2 separate regions of the Homo sapiens genome follow, and region 2 is linked to region 1. The links are chromatin loops, found by intact Hi-C in ENCODE. Cell type or tissue: dorsolateral prefrontal cortex. All regions are shown on one strand. Links, peaks and the distances in the headings refer to the core of each region. The heading gives the core; the rest is flanking DNA.

Region 1 (8,304 bases), core at 305-8,304:
GTCAGCTCCCTGCTCTTTGATGATGGAATAGTCTGTGGACTTCTTCCCATTTGTGAGAGAAAACTCCCCCTTAGAACTCAACTGGTAGAGCTTCTCATAGCTTACAGTTCCAAGCAATAGCTTGGTTGTAGGTCCAGGCAGGACTCTGACATGGCCCTCTGGAATAGCATTGATGTGTTGGGTTCTTTGCTAAGATGATTTCCAGTCTGTGTTCCAGGGAGATTCAGGAAAGCTGAAGTTCATTCTTAGAACCTAGGTCTGTGTTTGTTGTTTTGTTTTGTTTAAAAAAAAAAAAAAAAACCTTGCCTGATCTTAAGTGCCAGCTGGGAACTTGTTCAGCATCCACATGCCAGGGCCTCTTGTCACCCTCATTTAGTTAGAATTTCCAGGGGAGGGACCAGGAAATCTGTATGCTCCAACAGGTGCTCCAAACAGGCAGGCTTGGGAAATGCTACACTAGGTAGCCACCCATTTTCCTTGTTCAGAAAAACCTTAATCTCTTCCTGTCCATGTGTGGTATATGGCTGCCATGTAGCCAGCAACCACATCAGGCTGTAGAAGACACTTGCTATTCCTTTGTTTTACCTCGGTTGCATCCAGTGCTCCGGGCCTTTGCTTCCCAGTACAGCTGATCAACCACACGGCTTCCAAGGACTTGCCCCCTTGTTTCCATGATAACAGCCAATCGCATAAATCCATGTGGGGTGCAAAACATGGTTATGGGTTTCAGTGATATATCTCTCAAGAATGCTTATCTTTTAACCCAGGAATGCAAATAAAAATTTGTATGAATTTTAGATCTCTTAAAGCACTGTCTCGTAGCCTCTTGAAGCATGTGTCTATTTTACAGGTGATAAAGCCTCAGAGACATTTAGAAGAAACAGTCCACCTTTAGGATAAGTCATACTCTTCTCAGTGTCCCTCCTTTCCTGTGACCTTTACACTGTAGAGCTAGAGCAGGCCACTCATGGTACAAATGTTTGAATGATGGATGATAGAATCTTAGGCCTTTGTCGAAGGTGGTTAGGGAGGTGTTCCAGAAGCCTGGGAATGGAGAGTAGTTTTCTTGGTGCCCCCGCATGAAAACCACTAGCCAGTTGCTTATTGCGTGGGTGGCTGGCAGCCCTCCCAGCAGCATAAACAGCTAAGTGCAAATCACTGCAGCTGTGAGAAGAAAACATACAAGACTGCTGTCCATGAAAAGAGGCCCTTGGTGCTCAGCAGAGGGTCTCCTGCGAACGCCAGGGCTGGCTTGGGAAGCTGGAGGCTCAGGCAGCCAGTGAACATCCTGAGGGTGGGGCACTTCTGGAAGGTTCCAAATCACTGCCTTCCTGCTCCAATAGTGCTGGGATGAGTTCATTTGTAGCTCTTAGTAAACACAGCTGTTGTGGTTGTAATTTGCCTGGAGGCTTTTTACTATTACTCCAACCCTAACAGTTTGGCAGCCGATATGGGAGCTGCGGTGTTGAGGGATGGGAAAAGAAGTTGCTATCTGAGAGCAAAGAGAGATGGGTGGCAGCTGCCCATGGACAGAAGCCACCAAGCAAGTGCAAGTGTGTGGAAGCTGTTCTCCATGGACAAGGAGGAGGCAGCGTCTCACATAGTGACCCAGGGGCCTTTGGTGCCCAGAAGATGAGCAGTACAGGGAGAGAAGTCAGAGGACCTGTGTGGAAGGCTGTTAGAAAAGCATTGCAAGATTGTTTCCCTCAAGTGAGGAAAGGGTTGACAGCGCGTTCTTGAAGGGAGACAGAACTGTAATGCCTCTGAATTTGAAACAGTCTGAAAGGCATGGTCTTCTGAATGTTATTGGGCACAGATTTATAAGAATGAGGTAATTGTGTTGATTATGCGATTTTCCACCTAAATAGAACCTTATTAAAATACAGCTTGTAGGAAAACAGAGTTTGGATTAGATTTCTAGGCATAGTCCATATTCTAAGAGCATGGTGACAAATTGAGGAGATAGACCTATACTGGTCCATCCCAGACAGCAGGTTGCTGGGCTGGCAGGAGATCGCCTCACTGTTCAATACTGAGATACCGGGGTGCTCCTTCCAGTGTTCCCACAGAGCTCCTCGTGGCATCTCAGCCCTCCTGAGGCAGTGCAGTCCAGGCATGGAGAGACAGTCAAGGGCACTGCCACCCTCCCAACTCGATGAAGCCTTCTCAGCTGGGGAAGGAGAACTGGGGGCTTCATTTGGTTCAAGGGTGAAAATCCCTGAGGTTGCTCCAGCTTCATCTTGGGAGAATAATGTTCATTCCTCGTCAACACTGCTAGAGGTTCAGACACACCAAAAATAGGATGCCTTGGAATGAGTTCTCTATGGTCCTTATCAACCATTGTTTAAAACATCAGCCAATGGAGCAAAATCACAGCAGTAGAAGGAAACAGAAGTGTGTGTAGATTTCTGCCTTTTACTTGGAGAGAAAAGCAAAGTTAGTTGTATGATTTTAAAATGGAGGTGGAGAAGCAAATCTTAAATCTGGGAAGGGTGGGGGATTCATATAAGCCAGTGGAATGCATTGGGCCAGTTGAAGGAAGTCTGACCTCTTTCCGGTGGCTGTTTACACATACACAAGTATATGAAGTGTTAGTATGGATTTGCACCTGGGGGCTTACCATGCCAGTTGGAATACTTAAATTTTTGATAGACGTGAAAATCATGAGATTTACCCTGTGGAACCTTCTACATCAGTGCAGATCCATGTCATAAACACCTTGAAACATAGGCCCTGCAAGAACAGAGCTTGTTGATGGAGTTTTATATAAAAAACACAGATTGGGAGCAGACTTTACAATGTGGAATATTTGTTGGAAGCAGATTTCAACCTTCAATTGCAAGAAAGGGTATTATGGCATTGAGAATCGGTGATAAACCAACTTAGAAATTATTTTTAATATATTTGCTTCTAAAGTCATGTTTAGCATCGATACACAATTCTTTACTTAAATAAAAATCATATATGCAGCATATGCTCAAAATCCAGCGGTGGCTGTGCAGCCCTCAGTACTGAACGAGTCCATCTGCAGTCAACATAATCAGGACTAGCCCGGGCACAGTGGCTCATGCCTGTAATCCCAGTACTTTGGAAGGCCGAGGTGGGCAGATCACTTGAGCCTAGGAGTCTGAGACCAGCCTGGGCAACCTGGCGAAACCCTATCTCTTCTAAAAATACATAAATTAACTGGGTGTGGTGATATGCTCCTGTGGTCCCAGCTACTCGGGAAGCTGAGGTGGGAGGATCGCTTCAGTCTGGGAGGTCAAGGCTGCAGTGAGCTGAGATAGTGCCACTGCACTGGATAAATCGAGACTCTTGCTCTAGTCTCGAGGGACAGCAGAGCTCCAGGGAACGCTGGAGTTATCCCTGCTCAGTTGTAATTTGTACTGCTGGCCAGCCTTTGATTCTCTCCCTCTTGATTCTGTTTTTGATAGATTGAGCTCCTTGAGGAGATGATAATGGCTGACATTTTAGTGCTTCCTGTGTTCCAGGCATGGCCTTCACAATGACTATGAAGTAAATACTATTATTAACCCCACTTTTGAGTGAAAGAACTGAAGCAGATAGAGGTAAAGGTTCCTCAGGTGGTCAGGATTTGAATTACATCATGTATTGTAGCCAACACACTGGACTACAAGGAATGGATTCTCTCTTGGTAATTTCCTCCTCTGTCTCCAACCCATCCTCTCAAATCCCAAAAGCCTAAATAAATACATTTATGTTGGTGTGGTACTGATTTCAAGGAAAGGTTCTGTACGGTTCTGTGTGGAAACCTGAAATCCACTATGCAGAGTAGTGAAACCGAAATGGGCTACAACTGTTTGCCTTTGTTCCAAAACAAGTGAAACAAAGCTTTATTCTAAAGATGAAATGTGTTGGTTTTCAGTTTTCACTGCATGTGATTCTTGTCATCCAGAACCAATTATTAGGAACTTACTTGCGTATCAGGACTTCAAAAGATATGTCTGCCTTTAGAGAGCTTGGAGAGCAGAAATACCGACTTGGTCAAGGGAAAAATGAGGGAAATTTTTAAATGAAGTTAAAAATTGGGTGGTAGAGCATATCTCTTGAGCCCAAATGGGCTTTAAGGGAAAAGGCAGGAGTGATTGTCCACATGTGGGTTGGGGGGATTTCATCTCACTTCCCTAATTATGTCAGAGCACATCTCGTCAACTGGAGAGGGCCCAGAAAGTCAGTAGTGCTGGCTTTCACCAAGTATTTTCATCTTCTTCCAGGCTGCTGGGGGTGTTTCATGACCACAGAGGTGAGAGTCAGTACAGGGCTGCCCCAGAGGGTCCTGCAGGTTGTCCCCAGGCACTCCAGAGAGTAACATTGCCACCATAAGGAATTAGTAGAGCAATGTACAGCCCTGTTGATCCAGACCAGTTAGTGATCTTCCAGGTTCTCAAGGCGTGCTAAGGTTTGGCCAGGCCTCCAGATGGTGCCAGCACACCGACAATGAATAATGAGGAGCTTCCCAACAACCCTATAAGGCAGCAGCACTGTCTGTGTTTTTCCAGGAGGAAACCAGGCTCTGGGAGATGTGGAATTTTAACCTATTGCCTAAGAGAGTCTTCACTGAAATACTCAATTCAAACGCTCCCTTTTCATTCTTTCTCTTTCTTTCCCTTTCTCCTTTTCTCCTTCTTCCCCTTCCCTCACTTCTCCTCCTTCCTCTTCCCTCCTTTTCTTTACCGTTTTTAAAATGGATATCATTTACTGGAGATACACACAATTTGTCCTAAATTGTCCTAAAGACAGTGTCTTTTTATTTTCTTATTCTTAATGATAACGTTTACTTCGAAGGAGTTGGCAAATGAATCATTTAAACCAGTGACAATGTAAGTAACAACTTGAAGGAGAAGCAGAAGTTTAACCACTTTCATGGACCGATCCCTCACTATTTGGACCAGATACTCATTCCTCCTCTGTGACCTCTAACCCCAGCATGCCTCCTGTCTGGAAGAGCCTTCCTTGCTGTTGGACCTAGGGGAGGAAAGAAATTATCCCTCATCCTCATGCAGTGGCTCAGTGGAAGCAGCTGAAACTAGCAGGCCAATCTTTATTTCTCAGCTGAGGCCAGAGACCAAAATATTGAATTAGCCTTGTTTATATTTTGTGACAGTGTGCTGGCTTCTGTAGGACCGTGATCCAAGGATAGGCCCCCTGAAAACGGTACTCATTTAGCAGCCAGGGTAGGTCTTCCTACCAGCACCATCCAAGATGGTAACTCAGTAGGCCCAGACAAATCCTACTCTGCCACTAACCATCTCCATGCTCTGCCCAGATCCTTTCACCTACCTAAACCATGTTTTTATCCTTAAAACGGTCTCACAGCACTTGTTCTTCCTAGCTCACATTGTTGACACAGGGATCAGACAAGAGACAGGTTTGAAAATTCTTTGCAAACTGTCACAAGCTAGTCAGCTATGTCTGGGAACCTGTTTGGATAAATTAAAAGTGTGCCCAGCTATAATTAGCAAAATACCTCACAACCATGAAGCAAGAGTTAACTTTTCTCATGTAACACAGTGTGGGGTATGGGGCTGGTTTCTTCACTGGATGTCTGCAAAGACCCAGGCCACTTTGGTCTCTCCTTTGGCATCCCTCATGCATTGGCTTGCCACCATAGCGTCACAAGGCCTGCAGGCCTCATAGCTGTGGTCTAAGCAGAAAGAAAGGTGAAGGGGCTGGAGCCTTTTCTCAAGAAATAGAAGCTTCTCCTAAAGCTTCCCTTCCTCTGATTCTTTCCCCCCATTATTTGACCTAGGTCACATGACCATTCTTGGCTGCAGAGGAGGCCAGGAAAGTTGGGTTGGGCCAATTGAGATTGGCTTATCAATCAGGATTCAATAGCTGTGTCCTCAAGAGTACATGATTCTAGTAACAAGGTAGAAAGGAAGAAAAATAAGTTTTATGACCACGGCTCCTTTACCTTCCGGTTTCTTTCTGTCAAAGTCACACAACACTTACATGGACAAAGGCAATGTAGGCAGTGGTCATAGAGATACAGGAGATAGTTTATGTCTTCCCAGGGCCCTGCTTTCCCCAGATGATGTGACTTGGTCTTTCAAAGGACTCCCACCATCAAAACTATTAACTCTTTTCATGTTGAGTACTTTTTCCTCACCTGTTTTTCCATTCCTGTTAGCCGGAGCAAAAGGGCCTCCAACTCCTCTTTTAGAGAGAAATGACTAATGCTCATACTAGCAGATACCAGACGTGTCCAAGGAGGTACCTTGGGCTTAATTCCAGCAGTTCTCAACAGAGTCCACGTGGCATATGCTATACCCAGCATACCTAGCCTCTTCTGCCAGCCCTGCTTAGAAGGCCTTCAAACACGTTGTTTCCTGGCCTTGGCGTGGAGGGTCAGCCAGTGTACCAGTTTTCAGTGGATTGATATTCAGCTCCAAATTCATCGTTTCTAATTGCTCAGTGAAAACGGATCTGGCCCCTGGAAGTATGTTTTCTTTGGAGCTGGCACTAAAGTGTTGTCAGTAGAAGGTGTGGAAAGATGCTACAGGAGGAAGTGTTTTATATCTGGTTCCCGGGAAACTTCTTCTACAGCATCAGGATCCTGCCGCCCCAGCACTAGAAGTGGGGAGGTGGAGACCGTATTGGGGAGCAGAATGTGTGAGCTCAGGACTTTGTGACTGGGAGGCAGAGCCCATAGCAGGGTTCTCATCTTTTATAATTCTTCTCTGTCTGTGCTTTACCTTCCCCAGGGTCAGATCTACTTGACAAGGCACTCAGGGGTAGAAGTGTCTATCAAACCCGAGAGGCAGAATACAGTTAAGAGCATGGGCTTTAGAGACAGACCGGAATTTGTTTCCAAGCTGTGCCATTTACTCTCTCTGTGCTCTTTTACTGGACATTTAACTAATCTAAGTCTCAGTGTTCTCGATCGTTAAATCAGAACACTAATCATATACAACTCACAGGGTTATCTGGATTACTTTTTTTTTTTTTTTTGAGACAGAATCTCACTCTGTCGCCCAGGCTTGTGTACAGTGGCATGATCTCGGCTCACTGCCACCTGTGACTCCCGGGTTCAAGTGATTCTCCTGCCTCAGCCTCCCTAGTAGCTGGGATAACAGGCGTGCACCACCATACCCAGCTAATTTTTGTATTTTTAATAGAGATGGGGTTTTGCCATGTTGGCCAGGCTGGTCTCAAACTCCTGACCTCAGGTGATGCACCTGCCTCAGTTTCCCAAAGTGCTGGGATCATAGGCATGAGCCATCGCGCCTGGCCTGGATTACCTGAAGTGATGATATGTGAGAGCATTCAGTGCAGTTCCTGGCACATAGTAATGATTATGTTGTGGCTGTGGTTGAGGCCCCCGGCTTTCAGTGGGTGATGGGACTGGATAATTTGAGTCCTTTCTACTCTAAATCCTCATGATAACATGGATGTCTCAGGCCTTCTGGCTTTTTCTCCCACTTTGTCTTCTCCCCTGTTCTTCCCCACCTTTTGCTTGTATCAGTTCTTTCTCCCTATGTCTACACTTTTGCTGTAATGAATTAACAGTTGTCTGATGAAACAGTTTCTAAATATTTTCTTAGTCCCTTGCAGAAACGTGTGTACTTTTGTTCTGCATATTTTATCATCTTGTGATGACTTGCTAGTATTCCCGTCTCCAAGATCAAATATTCCTTTCCAGCTTTGTTCTTTTAGGAATAAAATAAAGAAGTGTTATTGTGGCCAGTACCCAAAAGATAGGTGAGTCAGAGCTCAGGAATAGACACAGAGGTCTTAGTGTAAGCGATTTCTTGTCCTTGCTAGGAAACATCTGTAACTTCCAATGGCTTCCCTTTGCCAGCTGGATAAGGAGTTCAAAGAATTAAGTTTTAGGCAGGCACACCAGCAGATGGAGGCAGCCCGCCAGCACCTGCAAGCCCAGAGAAAGTGGTTCTGTGGGTGAGTGCTGCCTCTGATGGGACAGAGGTTTTTACCAGCGAGCGATCATGGCTGGACTGCAGGCGTTATGAGGGCAGGCACCCAGTGGTCTTACATTTGTATCCCTGGTGACTAGCTAGGCCTAGCCTCAGGAGGTACAAAATACATATTTCAAGAGAATAAAATGTGAACGTTTGGATGGAAGTCAGCCAGTCCTAGGAGCATGAAGTCTGTTTCATCCCCTCTTGATAAGAACTCTGGCATTTCTCATGGACAGGGACAAATCAAGTGGTTTGCATCTGAGAGCTGTGTTCTTGTGGCGAAAGGATTAGGCCATGGCTCTGCACTTGTTCTGATTCTGTCACTTGGCCTGTGGCCTTGGGCATATTTTAACTTGTGTCAACC
Region 2 (8,304 bases), core at 201-8,200, 75 kb after region 1:
GGGAGATCTCAGCAGAAGCCCCAGCAGATGTGCGGGGAATCGCAGGATTAATGTTGGCAAGGGGAGGAAGGCCCCAGGCAGCTGGTTAGCTAGAGAAAGACAGGGCAGGAGTAGGAGAGAAAATGATGCTTTACATACACATACACATATGCATACGCATGCACGCACACAAATGCAAGTACATAAACATGCTCTACACACATGCCCATGTACACACACATATGCATACATACACATACAAGCCCATTTGGAAGCTTCTCAGAGGCAACGAGAAACCTCAGGCTCCCCATCCTCATCCCCTCCGTGTCAGCAGAAAAATGAGACTTCCATGAACCAAGTGAAATAGAAATGGTTGGTGTGTAAATTCATACCACTGGACAAGCAAGTGGGGAGGTGGTATAGCCCATCCGATGTCTGCCAAGGCAGGGTGATGACGACAATGACCACAATCCTGACAACAATGATGGTTGCCATTTATCCACTTACTTAGAGCTTGACTCTGTCACATGCTGTAGAAGCACTAACTTAATTCCTGCAGTAAAGAATCATTTATCCCCATTCTATGGAAGGGAATCTGAGCCACAGAGTGGCTCACTCATTTGTCCAGGGCCACACAGCTCCTAAAAGACAAAGCCAGGACTCAAACCCAGGTCTGCCCGTCCCCCAACACCACTTTCTCTGATATCAGATACAGCATGGGTTCCCACCTCGCATTCATGCAGGACACCAGGTGAGGCCGCTGCCTCCTTCAGGAAGCAAGGTGGATGGGAGCAGTCATCCCAAGTGGGAGGGAAAGATATGAGATAAGAGGCCAAAACTGTTGGGAATGGAAACATCAGAATATCCTTGGCCCCCCTACGCAGTGGTCCCAGCCAAAGGAAGCAAAGCCACCAGGCTCCACCGCCTGAGACCACTCAGCTGTTGGGAGAAGATGGCAGAAGTACAGGGCTGGGGAGAGAGGGCCTGGATTCAGGCCGTCTCTGCACATCCTGAAGCCTCAGTTCACCTTCCTCTAACTGGGGTTACCATTGCCATGGCTTAAGGGTGGCTGCAAAGACCCAGGGAGGCGATGCCCCAGGACAGCACCTTCTGTCTGATAGCTTTCCAGCAAGAGGCTAAGGCCATATAACAGGAATTCTTTAAAGCCTTTAATTAAAAAGTTAAACATACTTAAAGAACGTAAATGATGCTGAGCTTTGCCCCACTCTCACTTCTTGGAAGCAGCCATTGCTAAGGCATTAGCACATAGCCGTCTCGACTTGCAGCCTTCACCTCCCGTGTGCACACTGCGGGCTGGTTCCCCTGTGCTTCCCATTCTGGGACTCACCTTTCCCCAGGATGACTCTCCTGCTCCTCTCTTCTCCCTCATTCTTTTTCAACAGCTGCAGAGAACTCTAAAAGCACAGAAGGGCCATGATTTATTTGGCCATTCCCTGCTTGGTGAGTATTTGGGTTGTTTCCAGTTTTTCTCCATTGCAGACAAAGCTTCACTAGGCAGCCTCAAACACACACCCCTGCACACACTCCCTGGTGCACACATGCCTTCCTGAGTCTAGATGCCTAGAGGTGGAGGATTGCAGACGAAGAGGGTGGGCACCATTTCATTTCTAAAGTAGGACAAGACAACTGAACATCCCCCCATGCCTCAAGATGGGGGCTCACAGGGCCAGTGACGAGGAAAGGCTCTGTCCCTTCATCACCAACACTTGTGCCTTTCTCTTCCTCTTCAGGTACAAGGTGACCTGCCAAAGCTCAGAGCTGGCCAAGGACATCCTGGTGCCCTCCTTTGACCCTAAGAATAAGCACTGTGTGTTTCAAGGTGACCTCCTGCTCTTCAGCTGTGCAGGCGCCCACCCCAGGCACCAGAGGGTCTGCCCCTGCCGGGACTTCATCAAGGGCCAGGTGGCTCTCTGCAAAGACTGCCTATAGCAGCTACCTGCTCAGCCCTGCACCATGCTGCTGGGGAAGACAGTGGCCCCAGCCCCGTCAGGCAGGGCCAGGGACAGAAGTCATGCAGGGACTCTGGCAAGAGCCTGAACTTTTTCGTAGAAGGTTCTGAATTGGCATTGCCCTTGCTGCACTCCGAGCAACCCAGTGGAGTCTTCACCAAAACAAAACAAGAGCGTATGTCAGGCCAGGAGCCTGGCTTGTCCCTGGCACAACATCATTTCTGTTTCTCAAGGAGCAACTGTGGGAAGACTGTCACTGCAGCTGCTCCAGGGCAAAAGAAAGTCTCAAGAGTCCTTTAAAACAAAACAGGAGGAATTGAGCTGATGGGAAAGAACTCTGAATGGGAATATTCCTAAACCCATTAACTTATTTATTCGGGTGGGAGGGAGGGGACCGCGGGAGGGAGAGGAGGGATTGATCACAGGCTTCTTTTATTTCCACTGTTAATCATCCACCTTCACTATACTGTTGTTCTGTCTGCTTTGGGCAGGGTGCAGGAGAGAGACCGTGTGCCGTGGGGCTGGTGGCCTGCTCAGGGACAGCCATGGGGACCTGGCAGCTCAAAACAGATGGCAGCAGAACAAAAGAAACTTTTGCTTTGGAAGCACAGCCAAACTCCCCAGGGCATCGTCATAGATGGCACCTAGAGCATGGGCTGCCTCAGTCAGGGGGACGTGCCTGTGTTGTCCAGAGAGCCCAGCCAGGGACGAAAAAGGAGATGAGGCCCCTTTCCTCCATGTCCCCATGCCCAGACACATACCTTGGCCGTAATTTCTTTTAGAATCCCTTTGGGAAGGAAATACAGGATTGAGGGATTTTGGAGTTTCTGGTAAACTCACCCTCCCTCCAGCCCCGCTATGAGGAGGAAAGTAGAGATGAAAGACTCACGCTGTTCATGGACTTGGAGAGGATTATCTTTGAGCCAAGATTTGGACAGGAGTGAAGTCGGTCCTTAAGAATTTGTGGCGCGACCGGAGCTGGGCTCCTGACAGGTGGGCTTGTGTTGTGTCCCCTCTGATGGCACCAAAGTCCAGGGAAGGGGGCTCTTGATGTCTGCTGGGGGAGTGGGGGCAGCTCAGGATGAATGCAGTGCCCTGTCCTGGCTACTCACCTGAGGGTGTAGCTCGCAAAGGTGGGAATCTGGTGCTGGCTTTTCCTTCAGGCAGGATCACTCTGACTTGTTGAGTAATCAGTCATCAGGTTGGCCTGGTCAGACACACTGGACCCCACCTTCCAAACCCTGGACCCCCCCATGCTCTGCCTTTGTATAAGTTCCCACCCCACTGAATCATTGCTGCCATGCTCTGTACAAGTTTGTAAGTTTCTGAAAAGCCCCTGACATCTCCATGCTGATGCAAGTGAGACCCCTTCTGCCTAATGTGAGCGGTTGGCGTCCTCCACTTGGCCTCTGCTGGGCGCCTCAGTCGCTCAATGATGTGCTCTGTGCCGGGGCTTCCAAGCACCCTTCCTGCTAACAGAGGGCGGCCCAGTGGAGCCTCCGCTGGGCAGAACTGATGGGCAAGGCGTAATGGCTGGTAGCTTTCAGAATGTGAGGGAAAGGAAGAATTCCGCTTCATGGGGACTAGAGTTAGTGTGGGGCCTTTAAGTCTGGGAAGTTACATTCTGCTTCTTTCTCAATTGCTACACAAATGTGCAGCCAGCCTTTTTTCTTAGGCCCACTGAGATCCCTGCTCAGTGCGTCTCAATTGTATCTCCAGTCTAAGAGGAGGGTGGGGGGCACCCGGGGCCTCCTCCACTCCTTAGGTGGCCCCCAAGCACATCTGCCAGGTAGAGTACCATGGGGAGGCCTCTGCCCTGAGCATCATCACAGGGGCGCCTCCAGACCTGGCTGAGAATAGCCTCTGCTTGGGCCTAGGAAGAAGGGCAGAAGTCCAAAGGAAACCTTGGTGAGTGAGTGTGTGTGTGTGTGTGTGTGTGTGTGTGTGTGTGTGTGTGTGTGTGTATGAGCCTGTGCATTTCTTTTAAGCAAGGGCAGTTTCCTGCAGTAGGAGGGCAGATGACTGGCATCCTTGCTGTAAGGAAGAGCTTTTTCCTTGTGAATGGGCCTCTTGGCTGTACCCTAGGGTGTGGGAATTTGCTAGAGTTCCCTGACCTGCAATCCCTGGGCCAGTGCCGCCCTCTCCTGGGCTCTTCCAGGAGCATTGAACACTGAGGATGTCAATGCAAGTATCTGACCAACAGGGGGAGCCTGCAGGCCGAGCAAAGTTTAACCCACTTAGCCACTGCTACTTAAGCAAGGAAGCTGAAAGGTAACCTTAGCCCTGCCTTGTGTTCCAAAAGCTGCAAGGATCATTTGCTGGCTGTCCCTAAGTTCAAGGCCTCCCTACCTTCCCCTTCTTTTCCAAGTCACAACCCGCCCTGCCCGGGCCAGACAGCCCAGAAGAACACTTTTCTGCCATTTAAAAATCCCTCTTTCATCCCCCCCAGTCCAGTATTGAGTGGAAGTGCGCCGGAGTTCCACTGACAGGGCAGCTGCTCTTGGAGCAAACAAGCCCACACTCCAGTTGTTTAGGGCATTATCTGAAGAGTCAGTGACCCCTGAATGTGTACTGGCTCCCAGGCCTCCTCAGACTTGGCCCAGGTCTAGTCAGTGATCCTGGAGAGGAAACTGGGGAGGGGGCTTCCAACTGCCCTGCATGGAAGAGGAGAGGAAGGTGCCCCTGTGTGGGCTGGAAGCCTGCGGAGGTTTTGCCATTGCTGATCTTGATAGAATCCTAAACCGATTTATAGCTGATAACAGTTCCATGGGGAGAGAAATCCTAAGTTATGATTAATGTTTTTCCCCGCTATAATATCTTGCCTGTTTTTTTGGATTATTTTCCCCATTGTGATCCTAAGCTCTTAAAAAACTTGAGGGAAAACATTCATCTAATTTACTAAAAGAGAAAGCTTTCCATTGAAAGGTAGATACTTTGAGGAGTAAAAAGACTTCTTTGAATGCTGGTAAACACCGCATTTATTTTGTGTATGCAGTTTGATTTGCACATGTATAAATGGAGATGCTTTTCATTTTTGTTTGGACTGGGTTTGTGTCACTGCTCATTACAGTTTGCTTTTTTGTGTGTTTGCTGTGCGTTTGGAGATATTAGTCAGTTTCTTTAGTGATATTTGTTTCCTTGATGTGCCTTTTCGTTTTTCTTTGGGGTTTTTGGAATCCGGATGCTGTTGAAGGGCAATAGCAGACTCCTCCAGCTAAGAGACAGGACATGTTCTTGAGCCACTGTAGCTGTTGAAGCTGGACACCAGACGCTCCCTATAACCCCCCCGCCAGGCCATAGCGTGTATGCATGTGCACTTCCACCCACAGAGGAGGGTGTGAAGCCTTGAGAACCTCAAGAAAGGGCTGGATTCTGCCATACCTTTGGGTCTACCTTGGGACTGCTGGTTGCCAACGTGTCAACCAGCCTGTGTTCCCTGCCACCCACGCACTTGCTGAGGTGTGGCTGAGGCAGAATCATGTGAATGGGTGCATCCAAGGAGTTCAGGGCCCTGCTTGGAGAAGAAATACTTTAGCATCATGAAAGGGAAAGAACGTGCACCCCTTTTTTGTTTCTTTAGTGAATGCAAGATTTAATAAAAGTGAATAATGAGCTTCCCCTTTGGGAGTGGAGCCCAGTGCAGCTCACTGACAGGGTTGACATCAGTATGATGTGTTGGACTGAAACTGTATGTCTGTAGGTAGGTGTGTGCCTTTTAGGGCAGACCACGGTGGCCACCCCATTTCTCCAAGGTGGTTTACCTAGCTTGTGTATATTAGACATTGCCACCCTCACCTCTGGCCAAAAATTCTTGATTTAAAAAGAAAAGTCTATTTTGTTAACGACAGGCTCTGTTGTATGTGTTACTATCCCAAGCCTGGATTATTTTATTTATTTAAAAGTATTTTAATTTCCATATTGGCTTTATTCTAATCCCATCCATCCCTGTGGAGCTGCAGAGCATCTTCATGTGAGTAGACGGATGGACATAAATAGATTCATGCTCATTTAGGAAGCTGGGAGTTTCGTGAAGCTGAGGGTGAGTTCCTGTGATTCTTGTTCGCTTCAACAAAAAGTGGGAGACCAAGTTTTTATAGCAAAAGACCAAATTAGCTGTAGAGTCTTGAATGCAGAAAAAAATTACCCTAGCTTTCTTAGCACTTAGGGTTTTGTGAGGATTCAGTGTTTAGCACAGTGCTTGGCACATAGTAAGCCCTAGTAAATGTTAAATATTGTTATTAGTGTTTCGTAAAACTTGAGAAATAGAGCTGAGCTCATTCCCTTCCTGTTGATTCAAAAATAATACCTACATGAAAACATGATTCCAAGTTGATTGAATGTTGTAGGAATTACTGGTTTAGAGTAGCCCAGTTCTCGGCCTACCCTGCTGGTTGGGATCTTACTGTATTCTTGAATGCACTGGTTTGAAAATATGCCAGACTTCAGCCCCCAAGGAAACAAGGCTGCAAGAATTTATGAACTCCAGCTGGAAAAGGTAAAGGTGACCTTTGGCTAGCCACATACTGGACCTTACCCCACTGACGTCTTTCAGAACATTCCAAGGGTTTTCCTCAAGGAACATTTTTGAGCTAGAAATTAAAATGGGTTCTCTGGCAGACTGCACCCCTTGAGTCAAAGTTAACAGTATTCCTTTGAATGCAATAATAGAGGCTTTTCTGCGTTAAGGGAGAAGGAATGACCAATTGAACTTACACATTCCCCAGGCAGGTCCCTTTGCCGGCCCCTACAGGCTGGGGTGGCCCCTCCTGTCCTCAGGGATCAGACTCCCAGACTGGTTAGTTCTGCATGTTTCCATCAAATTAAAGGTTATTCCCTGGCCGCCTCCTGGAGAAAACCAACCCCACCCTGCCAGCTGGGGGCAATGGGGCAGGGATTTTGGCCTCTCAGAACAGCTCCTAGAGGCTGCTCATGACTGAATGTTTTCCCAAATCACCTAAATATCGGTTTGCTTTTTGTTTTGGGGGAGAGGATTTAGCCTCTTACTTCCCTGATGGATTCAAAGTTTTATCTATCTCCTTATCTCCTGCCCTGTCTTGGCACAACTCTGGATAGATTGCAGGTGTGGAATTTGCTGGAGTTTGGTGACTTCGTCAAATTCCTTTGGATTCTGTTCCGCCAAATCAGCAGTCTCGTCCTGTGGATGCAGTGACTGGAATTTCCCATCTGCAAAGCATCTCTGTAGCCCAGATTTTGTGGAGCCTTAAGACACTCCCTCAATGCCACCCTGACCCCACGGCTGGAGAACCCTGTGCTTATGTGGTGGGCAGGGCCACTGTTGATGGAGGATGGCGGGGACGGGGTGGTGCTCAAAGGATCTGTGGTGCTGGAGGTCTACACGCCTCTCAGGACAGCGTGTCAGGAACCTCAGAGCAGCTTCACATCTGCCAAAGCTGAGAGGGAGCGAACTTGGGAAGCATTTTGCTCATTGTCCTACCCAAGTATTAATAGCATAATAGTTGATGCCAAAGGAGATGGTGACGTCCCTTCCACTGTAGTTGCTGTCACAACCTTGACGTCTTTAAGCTAATGGCCGTTTGCATCTGTGTCTTCAAACAGATCCTGGTTACAGCCATTTTGTGTGATTCACTTCGGGGGTTAAGTAATGCAGGATTCTGCAAACAAGGTGTCGCCGTCCAAATGTACTGTCCTGGCATAGAGAGCACTGCTTTGTTTTCCACTGTTGTAGAGAAAACTAGGGAGAACTTTATTTTTCAATAAACTTTTCTTGTGTGACAGGTGGAAGTGATTTTTGGGGGGGCGGGTGCATGCAGGGTCACCTCCAGAACAAAGCTGAGCTGCTGTCTAGGCGCGTCCCCAGCACACAGCTTCCCCCAGCTGTATTTCACGGTTTGCAGCACACTGTTGAAACGGCTGGTAGGAAGACAGGAAGGTATACTTAAGGAGTGGAGAGGGGAAGGTTTTACTACTGTGTATTCCTTCCCTTATATCACATCCACCACTACTCATGTTAGCGCACTCTCCTTGTGCTGCCTTCCCCTAGAAGGAAATTCAATTAGAAAGTGAACTGCTAGATTTTGAGAAAAATCTTTAAGAATGAGCTAATAAAAATAGCTCTATAAGGGGCTGAGCACCAGCGACCATTGGACCTAGAATAGATTTCTCCCTTTCAAGAGCAGCTTTTGAGCCAGGAAGCAGTGAGCCATGAGCAGCTGGTTAGGCAAATGCCCTGGAGACAGGGAAGGTTAGTCCATGCCCCACCCAACAGTTTGTCTGCAGATGACACTGGCCCTCATCTGCATGGCCTCTCTGAAGCTGGCGGGCCTCCTGGCTACGGCCCAAAATGGACACCCCACACAGTTCACAGAGCATGTTA

What was found. Hi-C counts contacts between places; a loop is a spot of excess contacts. Peaks named below come from ENCODE experiments on the same cell type or tissue, not always from the same donor. Only the 100,000 strongest peaks of a DNase experiment are listed, where the experiment ranks them.
Region 2: it touches region 1 in a loop (8-fold over the local background); 22 of 110 quality-filtered maps call a loop at or near these places.

The regions. Positions count from the first base shown.
Region 1 is chr2:134,371,662-134,379,965 of GRCh38, forward strand. The region is part of intron 10 of MGAT5 (alpha-1,6-mannosylglycoprotein 6-beta-N-acetylglucosaminyltransferase); the gene reads left to right. Among named protein-coding and RNA genes, the nearest start is that of MGAT5, 120 kb to the left of the region's middle. RefSeq lists an enhancer at 702-1,206. In dorsolateral prefrontal cortex, for the core only: CTCF peaks have their summits at 4,422 (motif pointing right) and 4,623; DNase peaks (open chromatin) are centred at 1,120 and 4,430; H3K4me3 peaks cover 515 bases; H3K27ac peaks cover 3,416 bases.
Region 2 is chr2:134,446,919-134,455,222 of GRCh38, forward strand. It overlaps MGAT5 (alpha-1,6-mannosylglycoprotein 6-beta-N-acetylglucosaminyltransferase), which reads left to right. Exons shown (of 16, transcript NM_002410.5): 16 at 1,731-7,703. The coding sequence ends at 1,929. Among named protein-coding and RNA genes, the nearest start is that of MGAT5, 200 kb to the left of the region's middle. In dorsolateral prefrontal cortex, for the core only: CTCF peaks have their summits at 4,127 and 4,336; a DNase peak (open chromatin) is centred at 4,123.